Regions from separate parts of the Homo sapiens genome. Here region 1 is linked to region 2. A link is a contact called in ENCODE Hi-C or POLR2A ChIA-PET data. All regions are on one chromosome and are shown on one strand. Each heading gives the region's core, a stretch centred on a gene start or an enhancer-like site at or near the end of the contact. The rest is flanking DNA. Distances are from core to core; before and after follow the strand shown. Region 1 overlaps ATG7 (autophagy related 7). Region 2 overlaps ATG7 (autophagy related 7).

Evidence for each region. Hi-C counts contacts between places; a loop is a spot of excess contacts on that map. ChIA-PET counts read pairs that join two places held with the same protein, here RNA polymerase II (POLR2A). Pooled maps may share reads with other maps.
Region 1: a loop to region 2 is called in a map of posterior cingulate gyrus, with 9 times the contacts of the local background. The contact joins two enhancer-like sites. A Hi-C loop is called at or near these places in 10 of 168 maps with a recorded cell type or tissue (aorta, cardiac septum, endothelial cell of hepatic sinusoid and 6 more) and 3 of 50 pooled maps. POLR2A ChIA-PET finds 5 or more read pairs at or near these places in 3 of 52 experiments (OCI-LY7, Panc1 and activated naive CD8-positive, alpha-beta T cell).

What each region holds. Positions count from the first base shown.
Region 1 is chr3:11,432,426-11,437,059 of GRCh38, reverse strand. All of the region lies in intron 20 of ATG7 (autophagy related 7), which reads right to left. Among named protein-coding and RNA genes, the nearest start is that of ATG7, 160 kb to the right of the region's middle. Within about 2 kb of position 2,804, at least 16 of the 41 ENCODE cell types and tissues checked have a DNase peak (open chromatin) inside an H3K27ac peak, as active enhancers do.
Region 2 is chr3:11,377,799-11,382,622 of GRCh38, reverse strand. ATG7 (autophagy related 7) reads right to left here. Exons shown (of 21, transcript NM_001349232.2): 19 at 2,571-2,651. Among named protein-coding and RNA genes, the nearest start is that of ATG7, 110 kb to the right of the region's middle. Within about 2 kb of position 2,947, at least 3 of the 41 ENCODE cell types and tissues checked have a DNase peak (open chromatin) inside an H3K27ac peak, as active enhancers do.

The DNA of each region.
Region 1 (4,634 bases), core at 1,555-4,054, 55 kb before region 2:
CACACCATATGATTCATCCATTCAGAGTATAGAATTCAATGGTTTTAGTATAATCACCGTTGTGCAACCATCATCACTATCTAAGATTAGAACATTTCATCACCTCGAAAGGAAACATTTTAAGTAGCCACTGATTTTCCCTTAATCCCCCATCCCCACCTGCTGACAACCATTAATCTACTTTCTTGACTATATGGACTTTAAAACTCTGGACATTTCACATAAATGAGATCCTACAATATGTGTCCTTTTGTGACTGGCTTCTTCAATTAGTGTAACATTTTCAATGTTCATCCATACTATAACATGTATTAGTACTTCCTTATTATTGCTGAATACTCCATTATTCCAGCGTAATAGCTGACATTTTATCCATCCATTCATCAGCTAATGAACATCTGCATTGTTTCCACTTTTTGACAATTATGAATAAATAATAGTGTTAGGAACACTGTGTACATTTTTTGTGTGCACATTTTCATTTCTCTGGGCTATATTTATACACACACACACATATACAATTTTTGGTACTGTTCCTTGTGGAACAGGGCTACCCTATAGGCAGGGTGTCCAGAGTAGCCTTGGGTATATATCTAGGGGTACAATCCCTGGGTCACATGGTAATTCTATGTTTAATTTTTCAAGGAACTGTTAAACAGTTTTCCAAAGTGGCTGCAGAATTTGACACTCCCACTAGTAGGTAGGAGGCTTCTAATTTCCCTACATCTTCATAAACATTGGATGTTGTCATTTTGATTATAGCCATCTTACTGGGTATGAATGCCATCTCACAGTAGTTTCAATTTGTATTGTCCCAATGGCTATTGATGTTGGGCATCTTATTTGATTATGCTATCATGTGATTATCTGTATATCTTCTTTGGAGAAATGTTGTTTTAAATCTAATGCCCATTTTTAATTGAGTTCTGTATCTTTATATTATTAAGTTGTAAGAGTTCCCTATATATTCTGGGTTTTGTTGTTGTTTTTAGAGATGGGTTCTCACTGTGCTGCCCAGGCTGGTCTCCAGCTCCTGGGCTCAAACGATACACTCACCCCAGCCTCCCAAGCAGCTGGGACTGTAGGCACATGCCACCACACCCAGCTTAGAGTTCCCTCTATATTCTAGATACCACACCCTTATCAGGTATGATTTGCAAAATGCTGTTCTCTCTTATACTGTGGCCCACTTTTTCGTATTCTTATGTCCTTTGAAGCACAAAATTTAAAATTTTGATGGAGTCCAGTATTTTTCTTTTGTAAGGTGCCTTCTTACTTAATATGGTAATTGTGAGGAGTAGGAATTATTAATCACATCCTACAAAATGATGGAAACGAAGGTCAATGAAGTAAATAACCCAAGGTCTCACATGACTGCTGCACACGGTCCTGCCTGACACGGCCCACACAGAGGAACATGGCAGTCTTGGCTATGTGTGGGAGCTGAGGTATGAACTCAGACCTTCTGACCAGGCCAGGATTCGGGTTACTCATACACTTTATGAGTATTCTAATGTAATATGGCTGATTATTAAAGTAACTCTCCTGTTATTACACATTCAGCATTCTAAGGATGCTGCTATTAAAGTAAGAGGGCTTTGGAACTCATCTTCGGAAGCTGTACTGAGGGGTAGTGAGTAGCATGTTTCATGAACATACCCAGTTATGGCCAGGGTGGATTTGAGTTTATAAAGAAGTCAAAAGTGGCACCGAGTCTGGTGAAGGAGGTAAGTTATTAGGCTGAATTACACCATTTTAGATTTATACGTACAGTGACACACATCAATACAAAGTATAAGCAATGTTCTATTAAGGCTCAAAGTAGATGTAAATCTCAAAATCTGCAAAAAGTTGTTTCTGGCAATGGTAGCTAGATATAATAGATACCAAAGAATATTTATAAAATGTATAAAAAGTAAGTACTTTGATATATTTTTAAACACTTTTATGTAAAAATTATCCATCTTTTTCCTTTTTGGTTATACATGGTATATTTGAATCAAAATCACTAAATTAGAGTTGAAAAGCATTTCATTTTTTTCTAGAAAGGAGGCTTAAAAAAAGAATTTCACATGATTCAATCCTCTCATTTTAAGTGGGGAAGCATGCACAGGACACTGAAGGATTCATCCAAGGTCACTCATGAGAACACTGGCGGAACCAGGAGTACAATGTAAGAAGGACTGGATTCCCATGTTCTGTTTCCTAATATTAGCTGTCTTTGCTTTGCTTTCAGCATTTATGATTTCCCCCCTTCTTTCTCGCTTAGACTTCTCCAAGCGGATTATACCATCCGAGACTCTTTTCCGAAGGGTGGGGAACTCTGCCCAGACTTCATTGTCTATTTTCCAATTGCAACTTTCCCCAATAACGATTTATCCAAACATCTCAAATTCATGTAGATAACTCTGACAGCAAATAAAAGGTACACATTTTATAAAGTAAGTTATAAGTGAGATACTGCCAAGCTTTATTTCAAAAACCAGGCTCTAGTTTCCAATCTAAGAAGTAAATGGCTTTCTGCCTGTTTCTGCCTTTCCTCCCTCACTCAGGAGAGAGGGCCAAGGCTGTGTCTTGAGGGATTGCTTCATAAGGAAAAATCAAGGCAGGGCACAGTCCCAGGATGGCCAGCATGGGTTGGAAGTGAGCTAGCAGAAGGCTCTGGGAAAAGGGAACTGGATTCATGAGCAGGCTAGTTCAGTCCCCAGAGCGATTTCTCTCCATTGGAAACAGGTCTGAGTGCTGACACGGGGGTTTCCCACAGCTTCTGCTGGCCTCCAAAGGCATATTTGTCATCAGAGGCTCTTGATGAAGCTGTACATAAATATCTGACTGTTGTTAAATGCAAAACAAAACAAAACAAAAATATTCCACAGGAACCAAATCAAAACCAGCTGTGTGGGGGAGAGGCCAAAATCTCAGTGTAAGTGCAAAAGGCCCAGCAGAAACACTTGTTAATTGTGTTATTTACTTTGCTGAATAGTAAATTGCTGTGCCAATGAAGTCATATCACATGACCGTAATGTTTTTCATATGACTTTTTGGCTATGAGAGAAATGGGCATTTTCTAGAATTCTGAGTTCTATAGTGAATGAATCACAATCTACATTTTAATTCATAACCAATTAATCAGCTCAGCCCTGTTCATTTCTGCTGGTCTGTTTATGATTTTATAGCCTATGTTATGGTTGTTGCTTTCTTTTTAGATGATCATTCATTAATCCCCAAATCTGCAGAAAGGAAGTTCTATTTAGCACAACCTTGACAAAATGCAAATTATATTAATGGTGCACTGTAATTGCAACCCTGAAATCATAACTGCATGGTACAACATCAAATACTGACAATATGGTCAAGGCAAGGAAGTAAAACAGCCTAAAATTAATCCTGGAATCATGGAACGTGCAAACTTTCATGAATAGGAATGAAGTATTTCAGGGAAATTGGGTAAAGGGACTTAGGAATTTGAATTTCTCAGGGATATACCAATATAGCTTGTTCTATTAACTCTCTTATAAATTAGTCTTATCTCTAGTTACATTCAGTTAGAAAATATTTTGGCATTTCTCATAGTATGATGTTGAACCCACAGTTGGAACAAATAAATACATGTGAACTGATACTTATTCTACTCATAGGATGAGAAATAACTCTAAGAAGGTAAGTCACAGCAAATTTTTGTGGAACATGGCTAAGGTGTTCATATGTTTGATTTAGACTGAGCATTTCTTCAACAAACGCAGCTTTTTTTTTTTTTTTTTTTTTTTTTTAAATAAGAGACAGGGTCTTGCTCTGTCACCCAGGCTGGAGTACAGTGGCACAATCATAGCTCACTGTCTGCCGCAAACTCCTGGGCTCAAGTGATCCTCCTGCCTCAGCATTATAAGTAGCTGGTGTGTCACCATGCCTGGCTAATTTCTAATTTTCTTAAATAGAGACAGAGGCTCACCATCTAGCCCAGGCTGGCCTTAAACTCCCAGACCCAAGCAATCCTCCCAACTTAGCCTCCCAAAGTGCTGGGATTTCAGGTGTAAGCCACTGTACCCATCCCAAATGCAGCAATTTAAAAGATACTTGGGGAGAACCTCAATAGCTCCATGACTTGGACACCCTGTGGTTCATCAGCTTTAAGGCCATTTCCCTGGGTTCCAAATAGGATAAATAAAGATCTAGGAGGGATAGGGAGTCAGGATCTATCTCCAAGTATCCAAACCCATTCTCAGTAAAGGCCTTGGAAGTAAAGGTCAGAGCTTTATGCAAAATTCCCTAATTTACAAGGCAACATTTTAAGAGGGAAGAAAGCTGAGTGGGGCCTTTCTTCCATTGAACCTCCTAATCCCCCATGAGCAGAATGTAACTATAATTTGGCAAAGAATACGGCTATCTGTCCAAGTCCCCTTCTTTTTTTTTATTTCAATAGTTTCTGGGGTACAGGTGATTTTTGGTTATGTAGATAAGTTCTTTAGTGGTGATTTCTGAGATTTTAGTCCACTTGTCACCCAAGCAGTGTACACACAGCACCCAATATGTCTTTTATCCTTTACCCCCCCTCCCAAGCTTCTCCCTCAAGTCCCAAAAGTCCATTATATCATTCTTATGCAAGGCTCCTTCTTCATAAAAATGTAACATTAGCA
Region 2 (4,824 bases), core at 1,698-4,197:
AGTAAAGAGCAACTCATATAAACGTCAAATAAGGTCTTTTGAAATTTCATTGACAAATACCATCTGTTTAGAAAGTTCTGCAAGACAATAAGTAGAAACTGGAATGAAAGTGACTCCTCACCACCCACCTCTCCCCACCATCCTTCAATATTTTTCCCCTAAGATGGAACAATTCACCTCGTTATGTGCCAACCTAAGATCACATAGGATAAGAAATGATTTATGGATAAATGTTCCAACTTTCCTGCTTTAGAAGCAAAGCACTGTATTCTTCCCCACCTCAGGCTACATAAAAAGCTCTCGCTCGCGTGCGTGCGTGCTCGCACTCTCTCTCTCTATATATATGTGTATATAATGTATTGCTTTGTTTGTTTTTAATAAATAAGATAATGAACAAGTGCTTCACTATTCAGCAGAAACTTATTCTACTTCCCCAGTCTGTCTCTATTTGTGGTTAAATCAAGACACAAGCATGGCCTTGATCCTGGTGGGGAGGAGGAAACATACTGAAAACTACCAAAGGAAAAAATTACTTCATGAATGTCAAAGGATAAATTTTTAAAAGTAATTTTTAGCCCCAATCTTTTGAAACAACAACTATGACATGACTCTGTATAACATGTATTATACTAAATATACATTAAGAAAAATTCAAATACACAGAAATGAAAATGTAATTGGATTTGTCATTTTAAAGTATTAATGTTGGGTTTGCAGATAATAGAGAATGACAATCTCCTAAGCAAATAAAGAAGGTAGCCAAGTAAGTAAATGCTGCGTTTCTACTGTAAGGAAATACGTGCACCAATGAAGCAACCTTTCCAGGACAAAAGAAATTTAATACTCAGACCACATGAAAAGTGACCGCTATGGGAATAGCACAGCTGTTAAAATCCAAGTCAGTTTGTATTAAATCGTCCAACATGTTTATGTAAAGCAGGACTCTCAAAATGATCACCAAGAGGAAATAATTTTGCTAACAAAAAAGTGATACCTATATTTAATTAAAAGCTTACAATAAGTGTGAAAGAAAAATGCTAAGCTATTCTCTTTTAAAGTATAAGGAACGCCCAGTTAGATGGTATGCTTGTGATTCTTTTATAAACAGTATCTGAAAGGCTAATTTAATTAGAAATAGAACAAGAATGAATGAGTGTTTGCATTTCACTTAGAGAACCCAATTATCTTTATTTCATTGACTAGCCAGACCAACATAAAGCCATAGAAAACCTGGCACCTGTGCCAAATGATTTCAGTATGAAAATTAATACTGCCAAGTTATTTTGAGACCAGTTAGCTCAACCATTCAAAGAAAAAAAAAATCTGCTCCACTAAAGATGTAGTATACAATCCTAAAACTTGCATTTCTGAAGATGGGGGTGCATGCAGACATCCTTGAGGTCCTGGCTTGAGCAGATATATCTTAAAGGAAACTACAGAAAGAATGGGCTCATGGGTAACTACTGACAAAGTCTAAGCTTGAAATCTCAACATAGGCACTTGGGATGCATAATAAAACAGGCTTAGTTTACTTCGGAAGCAAAAAGAAAATAATTAGTCTCAATTTTTGAGCATCTAAACGTAACCAAATTTATCAACATTGCTTGTCAATTCTACATTCAATTTTTAGAGAAACTGGTCAGGATTGTGCTTCCCATAAAATATAGCCCAAGTACAGTTTTCAAAGGAAGCTTGTCAACTCAGAATAGAGAAATACATCCCTAGAATTCTCTTTCTTCCACAGTGGCAGACAGACGAAGGCTACACGAAAAATAGTTCCAAATTGTAACTGAGAAGCCACAGTTGGGGATTAGTGGTCACCAACATTATTTTGTATAGCACTTCAACATGAAAATCTTTACTTATCAGCAATCATGAGCCTTAAAAGCCCAGGTCAAGTCGCTGGGCAGCAGAAGGCTGAAAGGAACACTTGAAAGGAAATCAGCTATCACATACAGTGTGCATGTAAAAATCACTCAGATGGTATCCGAAAGCCTATTAAAACACGAGATGCCATCACTGTAGTTTTGAGATATATCAGCCGTTTCACATTACGATGGCTAACATACCAGCTCTATTTTTAGAGCTTCTGGAAAGATCAAAGCTGAAGGGGCCCTTTTAGTGGCTCCCCATCCAGGCCCCTAATCTCTGTTTACTTTTTCTTTGTAATTATGTGGATCTGCAGAAGATGCATAGCCAGGGCCGCCTCACCCTCAGAGTAACGCTTTAAAAAATTGCTCTATGAGGGTCCTGGCTAGGAGGGAACCCTCTGGGGAGGAACAAAGAGCAGTAAAGTTCAAATTCAAGACAAAATTAGCATGATGCAAGTATTGATACAGAGTTGAAATATTTTAACTCAGTCTCCCTACACATTTTCTCAGGCTGGTTTTAAACCACTGTGAGAATGAATACAGATCCATGAAAACAAAGTCCTTTCTGAGGGTTTAGACCCCACCCTTCCCCCACAAAAAGCCCTTAGTTGGTTTCAAGGGCTCCAGCTGGTGAGGCTGCGGTCAAATGCTGACCCGCTCACTTTTAAAAACAAGTCCCTCCAATACAAAATGACTTACTTTGGAAGAACAAGCTGTACATTTGTCAAATGCCAGGCTGACGGGAAGGACATTATCAAACCGTGAAAGAAATCCCCGGATCTAAAAACAAACAAAACAAAACAATTCACATCAAACACACAACGACCACATCTATGAAATGCACGTCTGGTTTCTGACAACAAGTAGGAAATGATTAATATGGCGGCCCGGAAAGAGATTATGAGCAAAAATAAGTTCGAAATGAGTATTTTCCCTTGTAACGTAATCAGTTTGCAGAAGAACTATATTAGGTCCTTTATTCCATTAGGAGCCAGGGCTTACAAGCTTTTCAAATATTTCTGACCTAAAAACAAACTGACTCTAAAATACAAAAAGCAAGCTGTAGTATCTAAAGTATTTTTTAACAAATGTCTTCCAAAATGTTGAACAGGTCCACTGGTATACTCAACTCTTAAGCTCCCACATGTGTTCTAGTGAATATGGGGTAAATACACATTTCTATGACATGATTTTGGGTGGGGTCTCACAAGGAAAGATGGCTTGGGGGACTGTGGAAGGCCGAAATGGCCCTAGACATATATCCAGTTATTTGCTTGATTTGGAACAGATAGAGATAAAATGTAAAACATCATCAGATTTATGGGGAAACAGCACCACCTTGAGCATAAAATTCTGGACTACAACTGAGTTACATTTCCAGAGTATCAGCTATAATCAGGTTTCACAAACTATAACTGAAGTAATTTATTCAGAACATTATACCTGTATATACTATACTTACACCAAAGGGGGAGCTTTAAGCTGTTCTATATATCATAAAAATATGAATGGTAACATCTCTAAACTCTCCATAGGACTCAACGTTTATAATAAACCAGACAACACAAATATTATGAATTAATTTATTTGACCTTTCAAATTCCCCATTTTATGTTGAAAAACCTCAGGCTCAGGAAGAATGGCAACTTGGCTCAGGTAAACAGTAAGTAATGGAGCCAAGACTCAAAAATGGACCTCCTGATGTGAACCTGCCCCCGGCCTGAGCTTCTCTGCTTCCCTCCCTCTCAGAATACCACAGCGTTTGTCTTCAACACTAGGTCTTCTCACAACTTTAACACTCTCACTTGAACAGAACAGAAGACCCGATCCACCACCGTTTAGCCATCCTATTAACACCATGCCCTCTCCCTCAAATCCCCCACCCCCCGAAAAACAAACAATTTGACAAACTATTTAAAGAAAAAGGCTTCTTTTGAGTTTTGGATAACTCCATCCTGATGCTCACACTGTAACAGTGTTAACTGTTTGTGCATACTTCTCTCTGGAAAAAAATCAAACCTGGAAAAACATGCCTACAGCAATTTTTTTTTTTTTTTTTTTTTTTTGGAGATGGAGTCTCACTCTGTCGCCCAGGCTGGAGTACAGTGGTGTGATCTCAGCTCACCGCAACCTCTGCCTCCTGGGTTCAAGTGATTCTCCTGCCTCAGCCTCCCGAGTAGCTGGAATTACAGGCGCCCACCACCACACCCAGCTAAGTTTTTTCTATTTTTAGTAGAGATGGGGTTTTGCCATGTTGTCCAGGCTGATCTTGAACTCCTGGCCTCAGGTGACCTGCCTGCCTCAGCCTCCCAAAGTGCTGGGGTTACGGGCGTGAGCCACCGCGCCCAGCCCGAATTTATCATTTCTATCAAACACTTGATCTCGGATTGCATTAAAAAACACATAGCATATTGATAAAGACATTTTAAAAATTTGGCAGGGCACAGTGGCTCACGTCTGTACTCCTAGCACTTTGGGAGGCTGAGGCGGGCAGATCACCTGAGGTCAGGAGTTTGAGACCAGCCTGGACAACATGGCAAAACCCCCACCTCTGCTAAAAATACAAAATAATTAGCCGGGTGTGGTGGTGCACCCATGTAATCCCAGCTCCTCGGGAGGCTGAGGCAGGAGAATCACTTGATCCTGGGAGGCAGAGGTTGCAGTGAGCTGAGATCCAGCCTGAGTGACAGAGTAAGACTCCATCTCAAAAAAAAAAAAAAAAAATTGGTAACTGGTATAAGTTAGATAGCCTCATCATAAACATATGAAAATATGACAACCTTTTAGTTCCTAACATCTCAGGAATGTGGTAACCATTTCATAATCCATGACCTGAGGCATAATCAGGGTCATAAGTTTGCTATTCAGGACGTCAAAATAGGAGACATCAAAATAGCAGAAAAGAGTTTAATAGCAAGTCACAAATGGGAATGCTGAAATCTTCACGAGCTCT